Regions from separate parts of the Mus musculus genome. Here region 1 is linked to region 2. A link is a loop called in an ENCODE intact Hi-C map of the cell type or tissue named here. Cell type or tissue: left cerebral cortex. All regions are shown on one strand. Links, peaks and the distances in the headings refer to the core of each region. The heading gives the core; the rest is flanking DNA. Region 1 holds the start of Fbxo33 (F-box protein 33). Region 2 overlaps Mia2 (MIA SH3 domain ER export factor 2).

Region 1 (8,329 bases), core at 84-8,083, 91 kb before region 2:
AAACCAAGATAATCAGTCAACTCCTTGGGACCAAAACCAGACCTGAAACCAGACAAACCAAAAACAAAACAGAATCAGAAGGTGGTCCAATGGAGGACACACAAGTGAACAAGACACACAGACATACAGACAGGGAGGGATCTCACTTTACCTCTGACATACAGTGTCTGTGTCTCATGACAAAAACCACAAACAAAAACAAGATAGCAACAGAGAAAAAGAAGACACCAGTATCTCTAAGCACACTCGTCCACGCCTGGACTTGTACAACCAGCCAAGCCAAATGCTATTTCCTGACGGGGTCAGATTCCACATCGACTCCCTTTCTCCTGAAAAACAATTTGCCTGACGGCGGCGATTAGTGACAAGTCAAAAGCACCCTTAGGTGGCCAGCCTACTCCAAACGTTGGCCACTCGGAGGCGCAAAAGGTCTGCCACTGACCCTTTCTGACCTCCACCGACTGGTTGTGGGCTCTGACCCGCACCTCCTTCCAATGCTCCAGAGTCAGAGAAAGGGGAGTGGACACAGATTGTCCCATTTCTAGAAAAACAGTAGTCACAACAAGAGCGGACACGAGACTAAGACAAAAAAGAAACCAGAAGAATCAGATGGCCTCTCCAAGGCCGGCCGATTGAGACCCTCTGCACGAGGTGGGACTCGAACCCACGATCCCGTGACCAGACGCGAGGCGGGACTCGAACCCACGGTCTCGCAACAAGGTGCGAGGTGGGACTCAAACCCACGATCTCGCAACAAAACGCGAGGTGGGACTCGAACCCACGATCTCGCAACTGGGCACGAGGTGGGACTCTAACCCACGATCTCGCAACCCCAAATGGTCTCTTGGCCTTCAAAGGGGTCCACCAGGCGTCCCTGATCCTCCCCTGTTCCTCCTGGGACGTCTCCCAGGGTGAACGGACGGTGGACACCTGGACACGTCTATCCTTATCCACCCCGCACTCCCTCTCGGAGCGCGGTCTCACTGAGCGTCCGCAAAACTGAAACTGCGATCGCACCAGACTTAGAAACAGAACACAGACATCAGAACACAGACATCAGACCAAAACAGAACAAAGAATCTTACCTCTAAGTGGGTCTAGGACCTCTGGGTGGTCGCGCTGTTTCCCGGCCAATGCACCAAATGAAAGACCCTCGAGGGGAGACCCTCACTCAGACACTCAAGTCCCGGGACAGCCGCGTACCCAAGAAGACACTGAGACCATACATAAAATGTAGAAGGCAAGATTTAATAAAGCAGCGACATGAAAGCACACAGACCAGAGCTCTGGGGTCGAAATAAAGCAGCAACATGAAAGCACAGAGCTCTGGGGTCGAAACTCATACACCTAGCGGCACCTAGTGGTGTAGAGGAGAATCGACGGTCAGCAAAAATTTTTTACAGGCTTATATAGTAAAACTCAAAGGGGGAGAACTGGGCAGGGAAAGTACAAGTTTACATCACTAGGGAGTTCTGCCAAAGGAATCTACGTAACTAAGGAGTCATGTCCTATCAAGGAACCTACGTAACTAAGGAGTACCTGGTTCATTTTGAGGTTGTTCTAGGAGGCCTTTATCTCAAAAATGTTCTTGGAACAGTTTTTAGTTGGGAGGGTTCGAACTTTAGGGTGAGGAGTTTTGGGGTGAAAAGTTTAGGAGTGTTACAATCTCTAGATGGGAGGGGGTGGGCTCCGAGGTAAAAAATTCATGTTTTCACAAGAGGCCAGTAATTTTCTATTCTTCAACAGAATAATGCAAACTAATAACTGTAGATGCAATGATGGAAAAGAAAGTTACTACCATTTGAACACTGATTTAGGCAAGAATCATGAATTGTTGTCAGACCTACTAAGTGTATGGCTAGAGGAAGAGGAGGACATTTAAGGAAAAAAGCAAAAATACTTCCCAGATTATTTAATGGAGGAAAATAAACTTTTAAATTACATAAAGAAATGCAAGTGTGGCCCTTAATTGGATCCTGGTTTGTACAAAGCATCTATAAAACCTATTTTGGGAAATAATTTAATTTAAATATGGAATGTTAGTAAATATTCAAATATTTTTGCCACCTGTGATGTAATTTGTTTTTATAGAGGTTGTATTAGTCAGAGTTCTCTAGAGTCACAGACCTTATATATATTCCATATATATGGAATTTATTGGGAAGACTTACAGACTACAGTGTAGCTAATCCAACAATGGCTAGCTGTGAATGGGAAGTCCAAGAATTTAGTAGCTGTTCAGTCCCACAAGGCTGGAAGTGTCTCAACTGGGTGTCTGTATATTCTGGAATTCCAAAGTAGGCTCCAAAGCCAGGGAAAAAATGAATGCGCTACAAGAGAAAGCACTCAGGCAAAGAGCAGAACCTTTCTTCTTCCAATCTTCCAAGTTATATAGACTTTCTTTCTTTTTTTTTTTTTTTTTTTAGTTTGGTTTTTCGAGACAGGGTTTCTCTGTGTAGCCCTGGCTGTCCTGGAACTCACTCTGTAGACCAGGCTGGCCTTGAACTCAGAAATCCACCTACCAAGTGCTACCTAGCCTTCCAAGTGCTAGGATTAAAGGTGTGTGCCACCACTGCCTGGCTAAAGATTGAGTTATTTATTTACCTCATGTATGTAAGTACACTGCAGCTATCTTCACACACACCAGAAAAGGGCATCGGATCCCATTACAGATGGTTGGGAACTACCATGTGGTTGCTGGGAATTGAACTCAGGTCGTCTGGAAGAGCAGGCAGTGCTCTTAACCATCTCTCCAGCCCCACATGTAGACTTCCAACAGAAGATGTGGCCCAGGTTAAAGGTGTGTCTTCCTGTCTCAAGATCCAAATCAGGCTTGTCTTTCACCTCAAAGGTCCCAACTAGAAGTAAATCTACCCACTTCAAACCAAGCAGAATATCTTTCACAAGTTTGCCCTCCATTTCTGGATTGTACTTCATTCCAGATATAGTCACACTGGCATCCAAGAATAGCCATAACAGAGGTGTAAACTAAAGTGGAGCTCCAGAAGTCTACGGCTCTCTTCAAAATACTTAAATGACTTTGAAACTGAAGTCCAAATCCAAGTCTTAATTCCCTGATTTACTGTTACCACTTAATGTTCATTGAATGCTTATAAAACGGTAATTACATAGAATTTTACAGACAAGGGTTCAAAGAAATGACCTACCTGGAATACATTTTTTATTCAAAGTACCAACTGAGCTGATGTAAATTTAGAGGTAAAAGAATACTATTATTGAGCCGGGCGTGGTGGCACATGCCTTTAATCCCAGTACTCGGGAAGCAGACGCAGGCGGATTTCCAAGTTCGAGGCCAGCCTGGTCTACAAAGTGAGTTCCAGGACAGCCAGAGCTATACAGAGAAACCCTGTCTCAAAAAACAAAAAACAAAAACCAAAAACAAAAACAAAAAAATACTATTATTGGTAGTTTACTAGGTTCGTGACACCAAACTGTATAAAAGAAATGTGACAGAAGGTCTGCTGTTACATCACAGAGCTAAAGATATCTAGACTAGCTAGTTTCTTAGTGTGGTTTGAAGCAGCAGACATAAAATTTCTTAACCACGCCGGGCGTGGTGGCACACGCCTTTAATCCCAGCACTCGGGAGGCAGAGGCAGGCAGATTTCTGAGTTCGAGGCCAGCCTGGTCTACAAAGTGAGTTCCAGGACAGCCAGGGCTACACAGAGAAACTGTCTCGAAAAACGAAAAGAAAAAAAAAATCTCTTAACCCTTTAGATATCGCTGCTTCCTACAATTTGACTGAGATACTTCGCATGCTGAGAACGTGAAGGGCTGTTTTTAAAATCCCTTTCTTTGGGGGCACCAAACTAAAGAAAAGCTCTCCTCTCCAACTTATTTGTAGGAGTATCAGAGACTATCAAAATAGCTACTTTATTTCATCCATGTTACTTTTGTATACAGGGGTGTGTTGTTACAGAAGTACAGTGGTACACTGAAGAGGTATCCACAGCTCTCTTCACAAACACTTCAATGACTTTAAGAAACTGAAAATTAAAACCTGTCTTAACTTCCTAATTTGATGTTACCACTAAGTGATCGTTAGCTATTAATAAAACATACTAATTATACAGAACTTTTGCAGACAAGGGTTCAGAGAGCATTTAAGTCTGGGTACCAGCCCTCAAGATGAAAATCGTTAGCCATTTTTTTCCTGCCCCTCTAAAGACGAAAGGTGGCGCTGCCGTCACTGGTTCAGCAATGGGGCGTGTGCGGCCTCCGCACGTCGGAAGAGGAAGGTCCGCGTGCCGCCACGATCCGCCTTTCCTGGGAAGCCGATTTTGTCCTGCTCTGAACAAGATGTAAAAAGAAGCCGGCGTGCGAGCCCTCGGGCGCCGCGACCTCAGCCCAGCGAATGAGAAAGCGTCGGGACTTAGCGCAGCACGCCGGGGTTCCGCCTCGAGCACGCTGCAAGGGCCAGACCTACCCGGCGAGGGACGCCCAGAGTGGCCCCGCCCCCACGCCTCTAGCCCCGCCCCGGGTCGCTGACGTCAACGGTCACGTGCCGCGCGATCCAGGCAACCAGGAGCTCCCCCGGTTCCGGAAGTCTCGCAAAGCCGCGCCAGGCTCCGCCCGTCGCCGTGACGTCACTCTCAGTCCCTACCACTACCGAGCCTCCGCGTCCGGGTACCGGGAGAACCACGGTTTCCTCGGAAGCAGCGCGGTCGCCTCCGCATCCCTGGTCCGTTCGAGAGAGGATTTCGAGGTCGTTGCCCGGGCCGGCCGGGGAGCACTTGCTTGCGGTACGGAAAGTCAGCGGCGTGCAGGCCTCCCCGCGCCAGCTTTTCCCCCCTCTCAGCCGGTCCGAGTGCACTTGGTTCCGCCGAGGCGCACGACGGTTCCGCCCCCTTCTTCCTTGTCATTGATGTTGTTGTTCTTGTCAGTGCCGCAACCCCGACCGCCGGGAGCGCGAACCCGAGCCGGGGCCGCCCGGTTGGTGCGGTGGCGGCGGCGGCAGCGGCTGCGGCTGCTGCAGCTGCGCCGGCTGCGGGGGCTGCTGCGAGGACTGCGCAGGCGGCCGGGGACGGGCGGCCGGCGGCCGAGCCGGATGGCTCTGTGCGGGCAGGCGGCCGGCGCCGCGTCGCTGCCCAGCGAGCTCATCGTGCACATCTTCTCCTTTCTGCCGGCGCCCGACCGGCTGCGGGCCTCGGCCTCCTGCTCGCACTGGCGGGAGTGCCTCTTCTACCCAGCGCTGTGGCCCCAGCTCCGCATCTGCCTCCGCGTCTCGCCCGCGGAGCAGCCGCGGCTAGAGTTCCTCATGCGCAAGTGCGGCTGGTTCGTGCGGGAGCTGCGGGTTGAGTTCGCCGCGGAGAATTATCTGAGCGGAGGCGGCGGCCCGGGCGACGGCGGTAGCGGCGGCGGCACCGACACGGGCACCGGAGGGGAAGACGGGGAGGCCCTGCAGCTCTCCTCCCGCTGGCTGGAAGTACTGCGCATCTACTTGGAGCTGGTGTTGTGCGTGCTGCTCAGCATCCGGAACAACAGGTAGGCTTGCGTGGGGACCGAGAGGGTCTGGCCTTCCGCTGGCCTTGGGAAAGATCCCGTGGGGTGTGCCGGCCGGCCTCAGGATGGCCTTGTGTAGGTGCAGCTATCCGTTCCTGACCAGACTATTTCCGGAGACAGAAGAGGTGATAACGGGACTCCTGGAGCGTCTCAGGCATGCTTTCATTCATCCGTTCTTGTCCATGGGCTAGAGCTGCTGGGCAATGCCATTATCTTATGCGTGGGAAAGTTGTGAGTTAAGGGTGAGGCCTGTACAAAAAAATAAGGTGGTTTTCTGATTCTGAATTTGACCATTGGTGATGGGTAATTAATTCATAGTGACGAGGTGAGTAAGTTTCCTTGCTGATGTCCATGATTACAAGAATTAACCTATAAGAATTCTTTAACAGTCCTTTTCTTACCTGAAATAGTTTTACTAGCCTGGGCCATGTCCAAAGACTGGGAGGAGTGCTAGTTAAAATCATTAGGGGAGGAAAATTGTCAGACTTGAAGCCGCATCCCATACACCATCAGGCTGGACTTACTCCCAGTGATTCACACAAAAGTAACGCTACCTAACTTGGGGTGGGATAAAGGAGCTGGGCATACTGTGGGGGTTAAGTATGAGACTCATTGTGCATCAGGACTTTAGTGTAATTCCACCTAGAGCTCATGGCCCATATTCGGACTCCAGCACAGAGTCCCTATGAAAGTCTAGTGCCTGCCAAACCATATTTATATTTTCTTTATCTGGATATTCATTCCAAACTTACAATGTCACTCTTAATTTGGAAGAAAAATAATTGCAGCAGTTTACAAATAATTATTAGTGATTGGACATTCCAACACTGCTAGGGTCAGGGCAGAAAATATTGTACTGTAGAGAGCAGAACTGGGTGCTTACTAGGTCAAGTGATGTACATGCTGTTGTGTGGCAGTTTTCCTCTAAGCAGTGTCCTTCCTTCCACAATCTATATCCCACCATCTTTATGTTAAATAGAGTTGAGAATAGATTGTGATTAATACTAAGTCATATGTGTCATACATATTTTCGTGATCTATAATTAAATCAAGAGTTTAAGCAGGGTGGTGGCAGCACACGCCTTTAAAGCTAGAGCTTGGGAGGCAAAGGCAGGAGGATCTCTGCCTTTGAGGACAACCTGGACTACAGAGTGAGTTCCAGGAAAGCCAGGGTTTCACAGAGAAACCCTGCTTCAAATAGGTTAAACTGTAAGTATTCTAGCCTCATTGTGTATGGAAGCCAGGCATGATACAGATCTGGAATCCCGGGACCTGGGAGCTAGAGGCAGGGAGCTTAAGTGAGTTCAAGGTCATCATCTTGTGCAGAGCAAGTTCAAGGCCAGCATGTGCTTTGTGAACTCCTGCCTCAAGAAACAAAACAAGACCTGGTGTGGTGGTGCACGTCTTTAATCCCAGAACTTGGGAGGCAGAGGCAGGTGAATTTCTGAGTTCGAGGCCAGCCTGGTCTACAGAGTTAGTGAGTTCTAGGACAGCCAGGGCCACACAGAGAAACCCTGTCTTAAAAAATCAAAAAAAAAGAAAAAAAATTATTTATGGGAACAAGGCTCCATTTTTTCCAGTGCCCTGTTTCCTAAGCTTTCACGTGAACCCATTCCACTTCCTTGCTTTGATTTTATCTGTTAAGATAACCAAAGCTAAAATTTTTCTTAATCAGGTTCGGGGCTTTCTCAAAGTTGAGCATAGCTAGAGACCAGCTGATTTGTTCTGTAATCAACCAGCCCTGAAAAAAAAAAAAAAAAAAAGTCGGGAGGGAGGGCATAGTGCCTTTGATTCAAGTAAGAACTTCTCAGTGCCTAGTTCTTTTTGGTATTTTAATCATCTATGGATGGATCTATAGCATATATACACAACAGTACTGTACCACATTTTGTCTTTAATTCTTTTTCTTTCATCCTTACCATTTAAGTTTCTATCCTAATGTAACTTGTTTGTGAAACCCTGTGTGTCTGCCCTTCTGAGTCTGCTTTCACTTCTGCTCACAGCTGTTGGTTGTCCACGAGAGAGTACACTGTGGTGCCTAGTAGCGTGTTCACTATGGACATTCGTATTTGTACTGATGTTGTCTCTTTTTAAATTAAATCATATTGGACTGGGGTGTGGCTTAGTTGATAGGTGCTTTTAACTATTAGTGACACTTGTGACTCTGTGATTAAAAACTACAACCCTAAAACAGTGTATTAACAATGTCACTTAGAAGTTTTTTTGTTGTTTTTCTAGTGTTGAAGTACAAGTGTGTTCAACCACTGCCAGTTTAAGTGCTGCTGGGAACTGAACCGAGTGCTTCCTGTACGCCAAAAACTTAATAACTAATAAGAAGTGTAAACATACATTCTTTTCATTTATAATGCTCTTGCTTTATGATTTCTGCCATTTTTTAAGCAGAAGTGTATCAGCCATTCCGCTTCCGGGCTTTGTGCTGAATTGCCTTACTCAATGCATAGTCATGCCCCACAGGAAAAGAGCTATGCTAACCTAGAGTTGTAGGGTATAATCAGTGGTACTGATCTTCTGAGAGAATAACAGTTGGCTTGTTTTGATTTGTCAGAGTGATTATGGCTGCCATACTGGTATTGAATGTGTTAAGAACAGATGATAATCAACAATAAAGAGTACCTCTTTGCCAATAAAACACAGGGTTTCAGAAATCTTTTTCTAAAGGAGGCCAAGACCTCCTGCTTGTCTGGAACTGCAGTAAGAGCTCATTAAAATGTTTTGGGGGGGTGGAGGGCGGTGATGGCATTTTTTTGTTTTTGCTTTTCAAGACCGGGTTTCTCTGTAGCCTTGA
Region 2 (8,329 bases), core at 235-8,234:
CTGCCTCTAGGATCCCGAGGACAGATACTCAAGAGAAGGCAAGTATTGCCATCATCCCTCCCCACGGACTAGGACTGTAACCGACTGTATAACGGAGACCGCTTCACACTGCTCCTGAAACACTCTTGCACACCATGCAGCTCAAGGCTTGCAGCTGATTACATAGTTCGCCTCTTCCTGGGTGAGCTCAAAAAACTTCCTCCCTCAGTGGCCCCAGATTCTAACTGGTCAAAAACAAGTGGCGTGACAACTGTGATATCTGATTTAAAAAAAAAAAACAAAAAACTTTAAGACAAAAACTGTTACTAAGAAAAAGGATGACCGCAAAAGCTAGCTCATTCTTAAGATAAAGGTCATATTTTACCCAACAAGAGAACCACAAAATGAAATAAAGGAAAAAAAAAAAAAAACCAAAACAGATAATTCGTCAATAGTCGTTAGGGATTTCAAGATCTCACTTTCAATGAGTCAGCATAAAGACAGAAGACTTGAAACAACACTACAAACCAACCAGACCTTACATACTAACAAAATCCCACAAAACAATAGCAGAAAACACGTTCTCAGCTGTACACACAAGGGTCTTCACAACCAAGCCATACATCAAGCTAAAATAAAGCTCCATATACTTTTAAAATGTAAAATCACACAGCCGAGCCCAGAGAGATGAGTGAACAGTGAAGTGCATTTACTGCTACTGCAAAGGACCAGAGATCACAAGGTTCCCAAAATCCACGGCAGGCCATTCCCAACCACCTACCTGTGACTCCAGCTCCAGGGTATCTGATGCCCTCTTCTGGCCTCCTCGGCCACCTAAACTCACATGTGCGCGCTCACTGAACCTAGAGCTCACCTACTGTTTGCTAAGCTGGTGAGCAGTGACCCCCTGGGATTCCCCTGCACACACCTCCAACCAGTGCTAGAGTTAGAGGTCCCCGAAGCCTAGCACTGTGTATGCAGGCTCCAACTCCAGGTATCTCCTCGGGGCACTAATTGTTGATTTCAATGAAGGAAGAGGTATTGATTGAAAATTCTCTCTCATCTACAATATATGATTCTCTTCCCATAAACCCCATCTCAATAACTACTGGCACAGCCAGAAATTTAGGAGTATTCTAGATTTTCTCCACTACCCACCCCTCTCCACAACTAATCGAGAAGTTATACCCATTTCAGCTCTTCCTAGTTCCCCATTTAGGACCAAACTTCTGTATCCCTGCCTCAGTCATTTCTCATTTCCTGTTTTGAGTTTTGTTCCCTGACATCTAGGCTACATGCATACTACTACCAAGAAAATCTATAGTAGCCAAAATACTGAAAAGCCTTCAAGGGCTCTACTGTACCCCACAGCAGTCCTTGGGACCCACCTGTCTACAGCATGCATCATTTCACGTCCCATCCTTGGCTCACTTTATCCTCTGAGCAGCAGAGTATGTTATTTGCTCAGCCTCTTAAGACTTTCCCAACCTCCAAGAATATGCATACAATCTCTCCGTCTCCTTGCTTAGTATGTGTGCTACTATGGACTAGTTGTGTGTCTTCTTTCCTTTAAAAGACAGCTGGATGCCAGTGGCAAAATCCTTAGTTCATTTAGAACCTCCACAGAACTTTTTCATTCATGGGCGGGTGCCCTCACTACACTACACTTGGATAAATAAAAGAAACACCTTCATGTCAACACTACTTTAAGTTCACAAAACAAGAAGATAACCCGAATTGGTTAATCAGAACAGCTGCAATATTTAAATGGTCTTAAAAAAAATACAATGCAGTTTTCTAAAACTCTGTATGTGTGTGGGGGGGGGGGGGTGTCTCGAAATATTATCAACAACAACAAAACACCTACAAACACTAAAGGAAAAAAACCTTTGCCACCTGATTACAAAATAAAACAGGAAAAAAAAATGTACTTTAGCTCCTGAGCGCTCACTATCTCTAGAGTTTACAAGAACACCTTTTACATTAACAACGCGAAAAGAGGTAGAACGCTATGGTTAAAGCATTTCAGAAGGGCATTCTTTACTGGGGGAAAATAATGCAGAATTAAAATCTCAGTTCCGGCCCCAGCTTAGGCGTCCGCTTGAGACAAGAAGTTTCATCACTAAGAAACTCCAGTTTCCGGCAGTCAGAAGAACCACGTGTAACTGACCCCCTGTTCAAAATAAATGACGTCCGACTTTGGGGTCGGGAACAAAAACACGCTCTCCTTTGGGACGTCCACAATGCCTTCCCAATCCCGGGGCCCCTTTTCCCCCCGCGGCGAGCAGCGGCCGAGTACAGGCCGGGCGAGCGCGCTGGAGCTCCGGCTTCCCTGCCGCAGCTGCTCGGCCGCCCCGGGCCCACGGCTCCCGAGCCAGAACTCACCCAGCGCAGCTGCTCCAGAACCCGCCGCGCGCAACCCGCCGCCGCCCCAGGCCCGGCCATCTCCGCGCCCACGGGCGGAGGCCTCGCAGCCGGCCCGCCGGCCAGCAGCAGGCCCGACGCGATCGGGGCAGCGCTGGGAACGCGAACGCACTAGCGGCCGGCGCATACCACTGCGGCCCTGCGGGGGGAGCCCGCGTCGCACCCCCACCACCCCGGCCTTGGTCTCGCCGGCGCGGCGGAGACGCCCCTTCTACTGCACGAGCTCCGCGGCCACGTCCGCGCTCGACCTTAAAGGGCCCACGCACCGCTCCCCGGCCTCCAACTTCGGAGCACGAGGAGCCGGAGCGTGCGGCTGCCGCCTTCCACCCCGGGACCTAAGGCTCAGTCCCGGGGTGAAAAAAGTCCCGCCACCCGAGCTCCCAACGCGCCCACGTCCACGAGCAGACGCCACGAGCGTCTAGAGCCTGAGCCCCACACTGTCGTACCCCGGGGGACCCCTCAGTCACAGAGACGCCGGCCTCCGCCATAATTGTGGCCAGAAAAATGGCCCGCGACGCACGAGCCCACGCGTCCTGCTTTGCGAGTCCGCACTTCGGACTCTGGACACGAAGGCGTCCGGGTCAACTGTGTGGTCTGGTCAGAGTTTAACCTGTCCTGGGCGAGCACACGTCGGTCCTCGTCGGGCCAGCCTTCGGGTTCGCTCGCTCGCCGGGGTCCACCTGGTGGGCGCTGGCCAGGCGCCCCAGTCTGAAACTGCATTAGCCCTAGGGACCGGGGTGCCAGATGGAGCCCGTGTGCACTCCTGCTCGACCCGAGGAGTTCGCACAAAAGAACTAAATGTAGCAGCTTGTCCTCTAAATTTAGGGCCCTATTTTTAGAGCCATTGCACGAAGTCCTGAGAGAGAGGGTTTGAAACGTAAGGTTTAAAAGATAACCTGTCTTCTATGTCTTCTTTACCTACATGATCATTCTTATCCAAACTATCTAACGCAAGTCTTCAGAGAAGAAACTCAAAAAGCAGCAGCCTCCCAAGAGAACTTGATAAAAATCATAAACCTTTGTAAATTTCCCTTACAGTAAACACATCTCTTTCGTGCCACAAGCACTCACACACAAAATCAGAAACAGCCACGGTTGCAGCCAGTGACTACTAAGACCAAACTGAGGCCTAAGTTCTTTGCCACATCACCCTAGGGAGTTTCAGAAACTGCTTCTATCAGGAGATAGCAGAAGTTGCTCAATCCTCCTGTTTTGAGGTAGTGCCCAACTTCTGCACATGTTGGACTGTGTTGAAATCAGCTTATGTGAATATGAAAGTCAGGAAAGAAGTGTGCTTAAGTTTTTTTAGAAATTTCAGAGATGTTTAAGGTTCCGTTAGGATACTATATTAAATACAAATTTTACAGTGGGTCTTAGCATACTTAACAGGCTCTACAATCTTATTGGGCTGTTAAGATTTGTAAACAGAAAACATTTGCTTTGCTCAGTCTGTCTTCCTTATGTTAATCTATGGCCCTTTCCAAAGGTCAATAGTTATCATCACAAATGCTAAAAGCATAAATGAGACAAGTGAAGTTCTAAAAGAAAGAAAAAAAAAAGAAAAAAAAAAAAAACCAAGCACACCTAAAGCAAACAAATAGTAAACTTGACAATCAGTGCAATTCCCAAGTCTAACTTGTGACTGCATTACTGGCGAGTAGACACTTACCTCCTCACCCAGACCTTCCAATTCCATGTCCTAGGACATTCATGTTAAAACACCCGGACATGTAACTAAAGCTCTCCTGACTACTTCAGATCCTTGAGAAAGAGTCCAGATTTTAATACCTTCTGCACTCCCGTTTCCACACAGAGTGTGATCCTGTTTTGACGCTGTAACAGAGGGGTACTATAGGTGGAGCTGTGACTACCAACCCGTAATCCAATTTCAGGGACCTCATAACTTGTTAAATGTATGTGTGCACACATGCCTGCACATATGCATTTTTTTCAAATATCGTACATATTACACATTAAAATCCACAATCGGAAAGGAAAATCCTAAGATTGCAACCGCTGAAACACTGAAAATTTTATTCTAGTCTATTCATAGTGAGTTCATAATTTCTACCAAGGGAACGATATTCAAAGACGGTTTTCCATAAGAAAGCATGAGGTTTTATTATCTTATAAAGGGCCTTCTTTCAAGGAAATAAACAGCAAATGTTATTAGTGTTCATAACTATGGAAAAATATCCAGGGACACTAGACACTTGCTAACCAGAACACCTAGTCCACGGACTAGAAACCAGTTTCCCTCATGAAGGCCCTATGTCAACGCTGTAAGGACTAGCCACTCCCACTTAGGTAGGCACTGGTGTTACACACATAAGCACTCCTCTCTGGGAGGAAAATCAACAAGTTGTGCCACATTGCTATTCTCTGAGTCTTCGGTGTAAGAGTTCTCAGAACGTATTGAATCAGGAGCTACCTGTTGAACAGGAGCTGGGCAGTTTCCGAGCTGATTACTAATGAAGCATTCAGGGGAAGAGAAGATGGGTGCTAGAACTTCGTGAGGCTCCTCCGCTATAAGATAAAGTTGCTAAGAAGCTGTGGGTGCTTCTAGTTCCCAAGTGAGACCAGGAAGAAGCCTCTACACATAATCTACCTGAAATACGAATTACTTACAACAGTCACCTCAGATATTAGAGAAGAAGAAAAAAGAACCCCTTTCACTCAAAATTAACTGGAAAATTGCTCCAAATTTTGTTTGTTTGTTTGTTTGTTTACTGAAGCTTTTCAGATCTATGCCATACGTGCGTCAAAGCTGTGCCCAGATTGCTAGATTTCAGGTGTGTTAGAAACTCTTCAGAACATCTAGTCCAATGATTATGGGCTGACGGCCCGAGAGAAGGCAAGCTGTCGGAGTGCACAGAGTGTACTTAAACCGTACAAGTCTGCGTTCCTCTGCTGTGTCAGGTTGAGCCCCAGTTCACCGCACTAGAGACGTCTAGACTGCAATCTTTCAGTGTTCAAGGGAATCCGAAATTTTTAAATGAACTCACATTTTAGAAATTGACAGTTGGCCTGAGGTGGGGAGGGGAAGAGTGTGTGTGTGTGTGTGTGTGTGTGTGTGTGTGTACTGTTTCTTGTTACCATTGTTTTCAGTGCTGGGGAATTAAACCCATAGACTTCTCCTCCACTGAGCTACATCACCAGCCCAACAATACCTTTTGCGGGGGTTGTTTGTTTGTTTGTTTGTTTGTTTGAGACAGGGTTTCCATATGTAGTCCCAACTGTCCTAGAACTTGCTCTGTAGACCAGGCTGACCTCAAACTCAGAGAGTTCCACCTGCCTCTGTCTCCTGGATGCTGGGGCTTATAGGTGTGCATCACCACCACCCAGGCAAAGAGTATTTCAACAGAAAACTGAAGACTTCATTCTGACTAGCTATTAACATTAGTACTAATTTTTCTCCTAACCTGACTGACATTTATAATCATCTTTAAGACTGAGTCATACCAAAATAAAAAATAAAAAAAAAAGTAATGATCTTTCTGGATCTTTTTATTTTATAATACCTATTTTGTATAACCTAACAAAGAAAATTAAATGAGAAGGGGCTTCTTAAAGAACATGATGAAGTCAGGCATGGTCGCTCATGCCTGTAATACCAGCACGTAGAGGATGAGGCGGGGGATCTGACAGAGCCACAGTTTGAGAACAGCCTGTGGTACAAAGAGCACTCCAGCCCAGCTGAGACCCTGTCTCAAAAAAGACAGGAAGGAAGGAAGGCAAAAGGAAGGAGGAAGAAGGAAAAGGAAGGTAGGTTCTAGGAAGTGGTAGCATATGGCTTTAGTCCCTGCACTCAGAAAGCAGAGTCAGGTGGATCTCTGAGTTTGAGACCACCCTGGTCTACAGAGCAAGTGGACAACCAGGGCTACACAGAGAAACCCTGCCTCAAAAACTGAAAAACAAAGCCGGGCGTGGTGGCACACGCCTTTAATCCCAGCACTCGGGAGGCAGAGGCAGGCAATATTTCTGAGTTCAAGGCCAGCCTGGTCTACAAAGTGAGTTCCAGGACAGCCAGGGCTATACAGAGAAACCCTGTCTCGAAAAACAAAAAACAAAAAACAAAAAAACAAAAACAAAAACAAAAAAAAAAGAAAAGAAAGAAAGAAAAACAAAACAAAAAGAAGAGAAAGAATGAAAGGAAGGAAGGGAGGGAGGGAGGAAGGGAGGAAGGAAGGAAGGAAGGAAGGAAGGAAGGAAGGAAGGAAGGAAGGAAGAAGTTAAGGAAGAAAAAAAAAAGGAAATATATTAGGTAGTTTCCAAAAAAGTTGTTCAGTTAGTGGTACTACCATATACTTAGCTAGCTACAAACATTGTAACTATCTTACTTTTCTCTTTAATTCTTGCTAAAACAAATCAATTACTACATCCAATGACCCCTATCTACAAGTTAGACCCCTATCCAAATGGTTCCTCCACTCATTTCAACCACTACCACCATATGTTGGGCCAGAGGTTTAAAAGTGTGACTAGTGGACCAAGTAGAGCTCATACACTCTTTTGGCAGACCTATACAGCATTGTTCGTTTTTAGGTAGAGTCCCAGTGTGTAGCCTTGGCTGGCCTGGAACTCCGTAATTCATAGAACTCACAGAGATCCTTTCACCTCTACATCCCAAGTGCTGTGATCAAAGACCACACCAAGCTGGCATTTTTTGTTTGTTTGTTTTGTTTTGTTTTGTTTTTTTGAGACAGGGTTTCTCTGTGTAGCCCTGGCTGTCCTGGAACTCACTCTGTAGACCAGGCTGGTCTTGAACTCAGAAATCTGCCTGCCTCTGTTTCCCAAGTGCTAGGATTAAAGGTGTGTGCCACCACTGCCAGCTGGCATTATTTTTAAGATGAGTATTTGCCAGCATTAAAAAATGAGACAAAGGCCAGGCATGGGAGCAGATATCTCTAATCCCAGTACTTGGGAGGCAGGGGTGAGTGGATTTCTAGGAGTTTCAGGCCAACCTGATCTGCATAGTACATTCTAGGACAGCCAGAGATATGTAATCTTAATCTGATTCTCATGTACCTATGAAATCTTCCCTATTCCGCCAAGATGAACCACCTATGTATAGTTCACAAAAAAGTCATGTTCCCTTCTACTTCATGAGTGTTAAAAATGTTATCTCCACTACAGTATGTCCATCTTTTCTTGCTTTTGCTAACTCTAATTTTCATTCAGTATTAGGTCAAATATGCTCCCCTCTAGGACACGTTTAGCCTCCTTTGCCCACACTTTCTACCTAAGCCACCTCCTGGGCAGACCCTGTGGTAGGGCCCTCTGACTCTTATACTCCAATATTACAATAGTTCTTTTTCCTACCTACATTTTCCAATGAGCTCCCAGAAAGCAACCTACAAAGTAAATGAGCAGATAAAATGCCTCCTCTATTATCTTGGAGGTAACAGTAAAGAAGTTTGCAAAAGATTTCTTGTGTGCAAAATGCTAAAGTGAGGCTATATCTCACTTAGTAATAAGTTTCTGCTGTTGTTTTGTTTGTTGTTTTGTTTTGTTTTGTTGAGACAGGGTTTCTCTGTGTAGCCCTGGTAGTCCTGAAACTCAATCTATAGACCCGACTGGCCTCAAACTCACAAAGTTATGTCTGCCTCTGCCTCCCAAGTGTTGGGATTAAAGGTGTGTGCCACCACCACAAGGCTAACATTTTTAAGACACATTTATTTTTATTTTATGAGAGTATTTTGCCTGCAAATATGTGTGTGCCTGGTGCTGGCACTAGAAGAGGGTGCTGGATCCTCTGCACCTGGAGTTACAGGTGATTGTGGTTAAGGCCTAGGTGAAATGTTAAGGCCTTGGTAACTCTTAACTGTCTTGCCTGCCATCTTGTGCTGTTACTAAGGTCATAAGGAAACTTTCTCATGCCCAAGTTGATTGTACATTCTGTTATATTCCGTGCTCTTGAACTTCA

Evidence for each region. Hi-C counts contacts between places; a loop is a spot of excess contacts. Peaks named below come from ENCODE experiments on the same cell type or tissue, not always from the same donor. Only the 100,000 strongest peaks of a DNase experiment are listed, where the experiment ranks them.
Region 1: it touches region 2 in a loop (5-fold over the local background); 11 of 42 quality-filtered maps call a loop at or near these places.

What each region holds. Positions count from the first base shown.
Region 1 is chr12:59,216,036-59,224,364 of GRCm38, reverse strand. It overlaps Fbxo33 (F-box protein 33), which reads left to right and starts at 4,882. Exons shown (of 4, transcript NM_001033156.4): 1 at 4,882-5,505. The coding sequence starts at 4,886. In left cerebral cortex, for the core only: a CTCF peak has its summit at 4,191; DNase peaks (open chromatin) are centred at 4,535, 4,840, 5,349, 5,418 and 1 more place; H3K4me3 peaks cover 4,192 bases; H3K27ac peaks cover 2,034 bases.
Region 2 is chr12:59,125,640-59,133,968 of GRCm38, reverse strand. The region is part of intron 6 of Mia2 (MIA SH3 domain ER export factor 2); the gene reads right to left. Among named protein-coding and RNA genes, the nearest start is that of Gm24233, 4.3 kb to the left of the region's middle. In left cerebral cortex, for the core only: CTCF peaks have their summits at 2,541 and 4,258; DNase peaks (open chromatin) are centred at 3,099, 3,479, 4,204, 4,769 and 2 more places; H3K4me3 peaks cover 3,446 bases; H3K27ac peaks cover 2,124 bases.